Regions from separate parts of the Homo sapiens genome. Here regions 2 and 3 are each linked to region 1. A link is a contact called in ENCODE Hi-C or POLR2A ChIA-PET data. All regions are on one chromosome and are shown on one strand. Each heading gives the region's core, a stretch centred on a gene start or an enhancer-like site at or near the end of the contact. The rest is flanking DNA. Distances are from core to core; before and after follow the strand shown. Region 1 holds the start of CDK12 (cyclin dependent kinase 12). Region 2 holds the start of PSMD3-AS1 (PSMD3 antisense RNA 1). Region 3 holds the start of LASP1NB (LASP1 neighbor).

The links. A loop is a pair of places that touch in the nucleus more often than their neighbours do. ChIA-PET counts read pairs that join two places held with the same protein, here RNA polymerase II (POLR2A). Pooled maps may share reads with other maps.
Region 2: a pooled map shows a loop between it and region 1 (2.5-fold over the local background). The contact joins the promoter of PSMD3-AS1 here to the promoter of CDK12 in region 1. A Hi-C loop is called at or near these places in 1 of 50 pooled maps. POLR2A ChIA-PET finds 5 or more read pairs at or near these places in 4 of 52 experiments (PC-9, activated B cell and activated CD4-positive, alpha-beta T cell).
Region 3: a loop to region 1 is called in a pooled map, with 4 times the contacts of the local background. The contact joins the promoter of LASP1NB here to the promoter of CDK12 in region 1. A Hi-C loop is called at or near these places in 3 of 50 pooled maps. POLR2A ChIA-PET finds 5 or more read pairs at or near these places in 4 of 52 experiments (GM10248, GM12878, H1 and 1 more).

The regions. Positions count from the first base shown.
Region 1 is chr17:39,459,970-39,463,019 of GRCh38, reverse strand. CDK12 (cyclin dependent kinase 12) reads right to left here and starts at 1,534. Exons shown (of 14, transcript NM_016507.4): 1 at 1-1,534. The coding sequence starts at 948. RefSeq lists enhancers at 753-882, 1-1,107, 1,273-1,332, 1,423-1,472, 833-1,757.
Region 2 is chr17:40,013,088-40,016,137 of GRCh38, reverse strand. PSMD3-AS1 (PSMD3 antisense RNA 1) reads left to right here and starts at 1,497. Exons shown (of 3, transcript NR_198981.1): 1 at 1,497-1,584; 2 at 1,779-1,900. CSF3 (colony stimulating factor 3) reads right to left here and starts at 698. Exons shown (of 5, transcript NM_172219.3): 1 at 624-698; 2 at 293-447. The coding sequence starts at 663. RefSeq lists an enhancer at 289-788.
Region 3 is chr17:38,924,125-38,927,174 of GRCh38, reverse strand. It overlaps LASP1NB (LASP1 neighbor), which reads right to left and starts at 1,561. Exons shown (of 2, transcript NM_001414697.1): 1 at 1,284-1,561; 2 at 1-758. The coding sequence starts at 1,481. The coding sequence ends at 1,404.

The DNA of each region.
Region 1 (3,050 bases), core at 285-2,784:
ACTTCTTTCGTAGCTGGACGACCGTCTCCTGCTATAGGGACTGACAGATCTCTGTCGCCTACTGTAGGGGCTCGGTGACCGGGTGCTGGACTGGTAGGCCGAAGGCTCCTTGTAAGGGGGACTGACCGACTGCCTTCTCGAGGTACTTCCAGGACTTTTCTTGTAGGAGTCATAATTGCTCGAGGTATGAGATCGTGAGGGACTAAGGTCATAATCTTGGCCATAAGAAGCTCCCGAGGGGCTATCATCTTGTTTGGAGCTGTCAGACCACTTCCTGTGGGGGCTCCTGGATCTCCGTTTTGGGCTGTCCACTGTTTTGTAACTTTTGGGTGTTTCCCTTTTTCGATGACTTTTACTCCGGTCTTTGTGCCCAGACTTCAGCTCCCGTTCTTTCCTGGTCTTCTCCTTGTGGAGCTTGGATGACCTGGATTCCTTGCTGCTGCTTTTGGCTACCTGCGCCTTCCCATAGTCATCAGTCTCCTCATTCGAACGCTTTGAACTTCCCGATATCCGGTCCTTCATCGATCCCGACTTGCTGGAGACTTCTTGGCTTTTTTCTTTTTCGGTCTGTTTAGCTTTTAGTAAGTCCCGGGAACGCCTGTGCTGGTGGTGACGATGTTTGTGCAGGCGGTCGCTCCGATCTGATCCACGACGTTCGTCGTTCTCCCTTCGGTCTAGTTTGAAGGCCATGTCATCGGAGAAGGTGTCGGAATCAGAGCTGATATCATCATACTCCACCAAAGGTTTGATAACTGTGCCCAGGGATGCTGCTTCGGGGGTCACCAACCCCATGTCTTTGGAGTGTTTGGACTTATGCCGCTTGTGCTTCGATACCAAGCGGTGACGCTCTCTGCTGTTAGAGCTGCCGCCTCCCGATGACGGCTGCAAAGTTCCAGAAGCTCCTCCACTCCCGTCCTTCTTGCCCCCATGTCTCTCTGAATTGGGCATTCCCTTTCCCCTGACCTGAAGAAGGGAAAAAAGTTCCCCAGCACTCCAAAAAGCAACCCCCACCCACCCCCCCAACCCCAACTCCACGCCCACCAAAGCGCCCCGGGAAGGGGGTGGGGAGGGCAGGGACGGTAGCCCAGGCTCCTCCTCCCTCCCGACGCCTCAGCACCCTTCTACATGAGGTGGGGGGTGAAGGAGCGAGGGAAGAAATGAGAGTTCCTCGGCAGTGGAGTTGCGAGACAACGGGGAGCTGCTCAAGTCTGTTTCCTCTTCTCCCTCCGCCGAGCCAGTCCTCAGGCCCGGGCGCCGGGGAGGTCCAGGAAGTGAGAAGCCGACGGCCCGGGGCTGTGGAGCCGACTCCAGCTCTGGGGCCCTGCGAGGACTACGCGGGCCCTTCCCCTACCCGGTAGCCCGGTTCAGGACGGCTTCCTGTCGCCGGGGTGCCGCGGCCTAGGTGCCTCACGCCCCCTTTGTCCCTCGCTCCTGAGGTAGCCCCCTTTCTTGCCTCCGTTTCACCTCCACACCACACACACTCTCTCCCTCACACAGACCCAGTCACACACTAGATTAAACCGAAACGGCACTTGGGGAAGGGGGGAGGGGCAATCCCAGAAATCGTCGCGAGAGTCCAGTAGCCTCTCGCGATGTTTCGTGCTTCGCTTTCACCTCATTCCCCTGCTTATCAAACAACGCGAGATCAGGTCCCAAACTAGAAACGCGTTTCACCTGAGTCTCGCGATGAGCTCCCGGAGCTCCCCGTTTGAGCAAAGCTTTATTGAAACGGAACAAACCGAGTTTTTTTTTTTTAACCAAAACTTTATCGGTAACTGATTAAACAAACACTCCCAGGCTCCGTGACAAAATAATTTCAACATCCTTTTTAACAAATCTTTTAACTACCAGGATGACTTTTTTTTGTTTGTTTTTTGTTTTCCTTTGAGACGGAGTCTCGCTCTGTAGCCCATCCTGGAGTGTTAGTGGCGCGATCTCGGCTCACTGCAACCTCCACCTCCTGGGTTCAAGCGATTCTCCTGCCTCAGCCTCCCGAGTAGCTGGGATTACAGGCGCCCGCCACCACGCCCGGCTAACTTTTTTGTTTTTAGTAGAGACAGGGTTTCACCATGTTGGCCAGGCTGGTCTCGACCTCCTGACCTCAAGTGATCCTCCCGCCTCGGCCTCCCAAAGTGCTAGGATTACAGGCGTGAACCGCCGCGCCGGGCCATTTTTTTGTTTGTTTGAGACAAGTTCTCTCTCTTTTGCCCAGACTGGAGTGCAGTGGCACGATCTCGGCTCACTGCAGCCTCCACCTCCTGGGCTCAAGCAATCCTCCCACCTCATCCTGCCGAGTACTTGGAACTATAGAGTCGCGCCACCACGCCGTGCTAATTTGTTTCTATTATTCGTAGTGATGGGGTTTCGCCATGTTGCCCAGGCTAGTCTCGAACTCCTAGACTCAAGCAATCCGCGATCCTTGGTCTTGAACTCCTAGAATGAAGCAATCTGCCCGTCTGGTCCTCCCAAAGTGGCGGGATTACAGGCTTGAGCCACCGCGCCCGGTTGAGATTATTTTTTACAGAGCAAAAGACAAATGTCGGGACATTTCAACCCAAGTCCCTGAGTGTTTTAACAGTGCTTCCCACATATAGGGTGTGTGCTACCTGCCAAGAATTTTACATACATTATCTCTAATTTTCACAATTATCCTGCAAAACACGAGATTTTCATCCCTGTTTTATAGAAAAGGAATCCCAGCCTCAGGGAAGTTGAATAATTTGGTCCAACAAGTGCCACAGTCAACATTCAAATTCATGTCTTTCTGAGACTAAAACACAAGCTCTTCCATCCTATGGTGTTGTCTCCTTACCAATCTTTGCTTCAAATCTCAGAACCTAAAAGCTCATCCCATCTTGAGATCCTCCCATGGCCGTTATTGGATAATTTAGCCTTTCATCCTCATACAAAAGATTATAATATGAACAAGAAAAGCATAGTATTAATTAACAAGAAAATAACACTATCTTACACTGGCCCCTCATTTATTACTTTTTAAAAAACTTTCGCCTACCTTAAGTCATTCCATCTTCACAACAGTCCTCTGAAAT
Region 2 (3,050 bases), core at 248-2,747, 550 kb before region 1:
TGTCCTGCCAGGCTGTTCAGTTCCTCTCTGCCCTGCACCCCCACTCTCTGATCTCACAGGGGCCCTTGCCCTTTCTCCTGAATGTAATGCCTCCACTCCCATCCCAGCCAGCCCTCCCGAGCACTGTCCCCACCAAGGTCCTCCTCCCCAAGTCCCTTCCCAGCCTTCCCCAGCTCCACTGCTCCTAATATTCTCCCACGTCCCTTCCAGAGGATGTTGGCCCTGCAGTTCCATCCCCCTTAGCTCTCCCCACCGGGCTTCCCTCCACAGCCCTCTCACCCACCTCACTCACCAGCTTCTCCTGGAGCGCTGCGCCATCGCCCTGGATCTTCCTCACTTGCTCTAAGCACTTGAGCAGGAAGCTCTGGGGCAGGGAGCTGGCAGGGCCCAGGGGGGTGGCTTCCTGCACTGTCCAGAGTGCACTGTGCCACAGCAGCAGCTGCAGGGCTGGGGACAGAGCGGGCTCAGGAGACATGCTGTTCCCTACCACCTGAGGCCCTCTCGGGGACACTGGGTGCCTTTAATCCCCATTCCCAGAACGGGGATCCCCAGCCCCTCTGTCACACCAGCCTCCCTCCCATGCCAGGGCAGGCGGCTCTCCCATCCTGGGCCAAGACACTCACCCATCAGCTTCATGGGGCTCTGGGTGGCAGGTCCAGCCATGGGTCTGGGTGGGGCTGGGCTGCAGGCTCCGGGCTGTTTTGGGGCCCAGCTCTAGGGGGGCCTTTATACATAACCCCATGGAGGCCTGGGAGGAAATTACCTGGGGCCACGACTAAGGCTTAGTAATAACTTCCCAGGATTTATGCAAATTTGGTGTCCAAGACAATGCAGGGGGGTTGGAACAAAAAGCTGTTTGCGAAAGTTTTGTGAAATTGTGGAATCTCTGATCCTCCTTTGACGTCGCCTTGCCCCCCTCAAACTCCCTTCCTCCCGCTGCCCCACCCAGGCCTGAATGGCCCCAGAGTGTTTGAACAGAACAGCTGAACAAAGGCTGAGCCGCTGATAGACGCCTGGAAGCGGCAGCAGCCTGTGGGGAAGTGGCAGCTGAGTCGGGGTCTCCCTCTCTGCTCTGGCAGACTTGCGGGGGCAGTGTCCTTTGCCCCTCTCCTTTGGGATTCTCAAGCCTGTCCCCCAAGCCCCCAAATTCTAAGAGAGAAAAAAAGAAGCTGGTTGCTCCCATTCCTACCCCCAAACTCTCCGGAGGCTGCCTGTCTGGGAGACCTCCTGAGCCCCTACCTGAGATAAGGACATTGGGTCTTGGCTGCTGTGCCCACCCCACACTTGGATAGGCACCATCGAAAGTTCCAGGCTGTCCTGTCCCAAGTTGATTAGCTGGGAACTCCCCCAGAAACCCCCCCGCCCCCCATGACTCATTCGGCTAAAGCCCCTAGAATCCCGGTAGAGCCAGAGGAAACCGGATGTCTGTCCCGAATGAGGCAAGACCCTTCGAGGCGATTGGCTCACCTGACCTTCACCTCCTCGTGCACGACCCTGACAGTAGGGTCCCCAAGGGCTTTGGAACTGCGGGATTGGGACACGTGACTTCCCTGGTCATTCACCTTGAAGTGGACACGGGCTGGGGTGAGAGAGGGGAAACTGCCCCATCTTCTCATCTTAGAACCATGCAGCGTTAATGCTGGAAGGGACCTTGGAGTCGATTCCAACCCCGTGAACTGGGCCAGGGAAGGAAGTGCCTTGCCCAAGGTCATGGTAAGTGACAGAATTACAGCCTGGGCCTCTGGCTCAGACCTGAACGTTTTCTTTTTCTTTTCCAGATGGAGTCTTGCTCTGTCGCCCAGGCTGGAGTGCAGTGGCGCGATCTCGGCTCACTGCAAACTCTGCCTCTCGGGTTCACGCCATTCTCCTGCCTCAGCCTCCCGAGTAGCTGGAACTACAGGTGCCCGCCACCATGCCCGGCCAATTTTTTGTATTTTTAGTAGAGACGGGGTTTCACCGTGTTAGCCAGGATGGTCACGATCTCCTGACCTCGTGATCCACCCGCCTCGGCCTCCCAAAGTGCTGGGATTACAGGCGTGAGCCACCGTGCCCGGCCTAGGCCTGAACGTTTTCTACAGGCCACAAGGCCTGCCTGGGGCAGTCTGACTGACCACACCCAAGACTGTCACCTTCTGTCCTAATTTACCCCAGCGTGCCAAGAAACAGACATCTCTGGATGAGAAGTGGATGTGGTGACTGGATGGGGCCATCTCTGGTGCTTGGGGGCCCCCTGGTGGTCACCAATGGCAGGGACGTCTGATCTCACACACTGATCTCACACACTGTTATCTGGTCCGCGGTCCTGCAGCTCCGCCTTAGCTCTGTGGCTCAGCACCTTGCACTGATGTGGCCCAGCTCTGTACCCAGCTCCCTGGGAGTAGAGGGTGGGTTTTTGTTGTTGTTTTTTTGAGATGGAGTTTCGCTCATTGCTCAGGCTGGAGTGCAATGGCACGATCTCGGCTCACTACAACCTCCGCCTCCCTGGTTCTAGTGATTTTCCTGCCTCAGCCTCCCAAGTAGGTGGGATTACAGGCATGCACCACCATGCTCATCTAATTTTGTATTTTTAGTAGAGGTGGGATTTCACCATGTTGGTGGTCAGGCTGGTCTCGAACTCCTGACCTCAGGTGATCCACCCGCCTCGGCCTCCCAAAGTGCTGGGATTATAGGCATGAGCCACTGCACCTGGCCTTGAGGGTGGGTTTTTAACAGGACCATGGAAGGCAGGAGCTCCACATTCTTAAACATGTTGCCTGGCAACTATTGCATTGCACACCTCTTATATGTCAGGCACTTTTTTTTTTTTTTTTTAAGACAGAGTTTGGCTCTTGTTGCCCAGGCTGGAGTGGGTGGAGTGCAATGGCACGATCTCGGCTCACTGCAACCGCCGCCTCCTGGGTTCAAGTGATTCTCCTGCCTCAGCCTCCTGAGTAGCTGGGATTACAGGCATGCTCCACCACTGCCCCCACAGCCGGCTAATTTTGTATTTTTAGAAGAGATGGGCTTTCTCCATGTTGGCCAGGCTGGTCTCACACTCCTGACCTTAGGTG
Region 3 (3,050 bases), core at 312-2,811, 540 kb after region 1:
TGGAAAGTTTTTTCCAGAAAAGATCTTTGATTAAAACACACACACACACACACACGCACACACACACACACACACACACTCATTTTGGGGTAAGAGATTTTTCCTAAATAAGTATAGCCATCTTGTTTCTATCATTTATAATTCAATCAGGTGCAAAGAGAGGACTATATAACCATTTCTCCCTTTAAATGAGAAACTGGGATACAAGTGGTTTGAGGTGGGGAAGAAATGATACATTTTAAAAACTCAAATGACAAGTTCTTCCTGGCTGGAGAGTGAGACAAGAGAAACCACAAAACCCCAGACTGTGCAATCTGTAAAGACAGTGATAAAGTGACTACTTCATAGATGAAGATGGACAACTTGAACTTCCCCTTGAGTTTCACAAGGGAGTCCTGTGTGTGAGAAGGAAGGAACATATTTGAGTGTAATGTGCAGTTGCATTTAGATCTAAGGAAACTTAAAATGAATTTAAGTTTCCTTAATTCAAAATGAATTTTTGAGCAGTTCTCCACGGTAACTTTAATAAGTCTCCATTTCAACTTTCTGTTCTCAATCCCATCTACAGCTCAAACATATGCAGTATCTGCCAGCCCTGTCCATGAATTCCTGAAGTCCCAGCCAAGTGCCTCTCAGCTCAAAAAGCCCCTTGCTTGCCAGGGGTCAGCCATGTCTGGAAGGCTCTGAAAGAGGTCTGCTGGGCAGTAGGACTGCTTCTGTGGATGAGAGGCCTCTTGTTGGACTGGAGAGACCAGGAGCTGTAAGAAACCCAGAAATAAAAAGTCTCAGATGGGGACAACTGCAAAGTACCAGGAGTTCCTCCCTCCTCTCCACCATATCCCACAGTTGGACATCTCCCCGAAAACCCCACCCCAAGTAAAATTTATTTGCCGTCTCACCCTCAAATAAGAATGAGTCAATCATTAAGTAATGCAATTATACAAGCATAGTTGTAAACAACTATATTGCAAGTATGCTGACATGCAAAGATGTGTTTTACCTTTAATTACCAGAAGAAAATAGACAACTTGAGTTTGAGCACCTAACTTGAAGAAGAAATTAGGAAATAATAGTCCCTCCCCACCACATCCATCATTCCCAACCCGTTCTGCCTAAAAATCGTTTACATTGTGGATTTTATTTGTAATTTTTAAAGTCTTATTTTAAATTAGGTCCCAAAGAAAGAAGCTGGCATTTCTTATTCTTTTCAGAGTGGTCTAAGAAAAAAAATAGGAAAGCAAACTCTTTCTTTTTTTCTTTTCTTTTTTTTTTGGAATCAATACCCGAGATAACAGCAGAAGCAAAAATCCACCGGTGCGTCAGCAAGCAGGGCACTCGGCCATTCATCTCCATCCTTCCTTCTGAGCTGTTCTCCAGCAGGCTCCGGCCGCAGCTCCAGGCCACTAGAGCAGATAGATAATGTAGGACAGAATGACCAGGCCTATGATGGCAAAGAACATCAGGATGAAAATATCCAGCATTGTGGATTCCTAGGCCGACCAAGCCCCTGGATTCTGGTGAACCGTGAGCTGTGAGCACGGAGGTTGCAGTCGGTGGAGAGAAATGGCTCCCCTTCACTCCACAGCTCAGCCCTGGTTCTTTCCCCTCCCCCTCCCAGGGGCCTGAGACTGAAGGATGCTGCAGCTCCACCAGCAGCTTCCTGCCCCCCCACCAACCACAGCCAACCAATCACAAAGCCTGGGGGTGGATAGCCAAGGAGATGCCAGATTTAGACCCACAGAACCGCAGAATCAAAGGGGCTCAATTTCTCCCCAGGAACCCAATCCCACCCCTTTGTATCTAAATGGAGCCTGCATGCTCTGGATGTAGGAGGAGATAGGATCCTACCCAGCTCCCCCAAGAGTGAATCCTCCTGACTGCCTTCTTCGCGTTTCCTCTCACACACCTCGGGCAGATTATCTCAGAAAAATCATGGTTGGGTATTGGGTGGGCCATTGGCAACTTCTAAAGGTCACATTATGGGGAGACACAGACAAAAGTTTCGTGTGGATCTCAGTGGGCTTCCCTGAGGGATGAAGCTAACATTTATACATTTCCTACACTGGGCCAGATATCGTACATGTGGTGCAATTTCAACCTCCCTATGAGTCTTTCATAGATGGGGCTCAGAGATGGTCAGAAACTTACCCTAATGGTTCATAGCTTAGATGTGTCAGAGACCAGCCGGGCGCAGTGGCTCATGCCTATAATCCCAGCACTTTGGGAGGCCGAGGCAGGTGGATCACAAGGTCAGGAGTTCAAGACCAGCCTGGCCAAGATGGTGAAACCCTGTCTCTACTAAAAATACAAAAGTTAGCCAGGCTTGGTGGTGCATGCCTGTAATCCCAGCTACTTGGGAGGCTGAGGCAGAGAATTGCTTGAACCCGGGAGGCAGAGCTGAGATCGCGCCACTGCACCCCAGCCTGGGCTACAGAGCAAGATTCTGTCTCAAAAAAAAAATAAAAATAAAAATTAGCCGGGCGTGGTGGCAGGTGCCTGTTATCCCAGCTATTCAAGAGGCTGAGGCTAAAGAATTGCTTGAACCCGGCAGGCAGAGGTCGCAGTGAGCTGAGACCGTGCCATTGCACTCCAGCCTGGGTGACAGAGCGAGACTCCGTCTCAAAAATAAATAAATTAATAAATAAAATAAAAAGTAAAAGGCTGGGTGTGGTGGCTCATGCCTGTAATCCCAACACTTTGGGAGGCTGAGGTAGGTGAATCACCTGAGGTCAGGAGTTCAAGACCAGCCTGACCAACATGGAGAAACTCCAGCTCTACTAAAAATACAAAATTAGCTGGGCATGGTGGCACATGCCTGTAATCCCAGCTACTCAGGAGGCTGAGGCAGGAGAATCGCTTGAACCTGGGAGGTGGAGGTTGCAGTGAGCTGAGATTGTGCCATTGCACTCCAGCCTGGGCAACAAGAGTGAAACTCCGTCTCAAAATAATTAATTAATTAATTAAAAATGTCAGAGACCAGGATTCAAAACTAGGCATGCTGACACCAAAGTCCATATTCTTCCTCTTGCGCCACACTGCTCCCCCTGTTG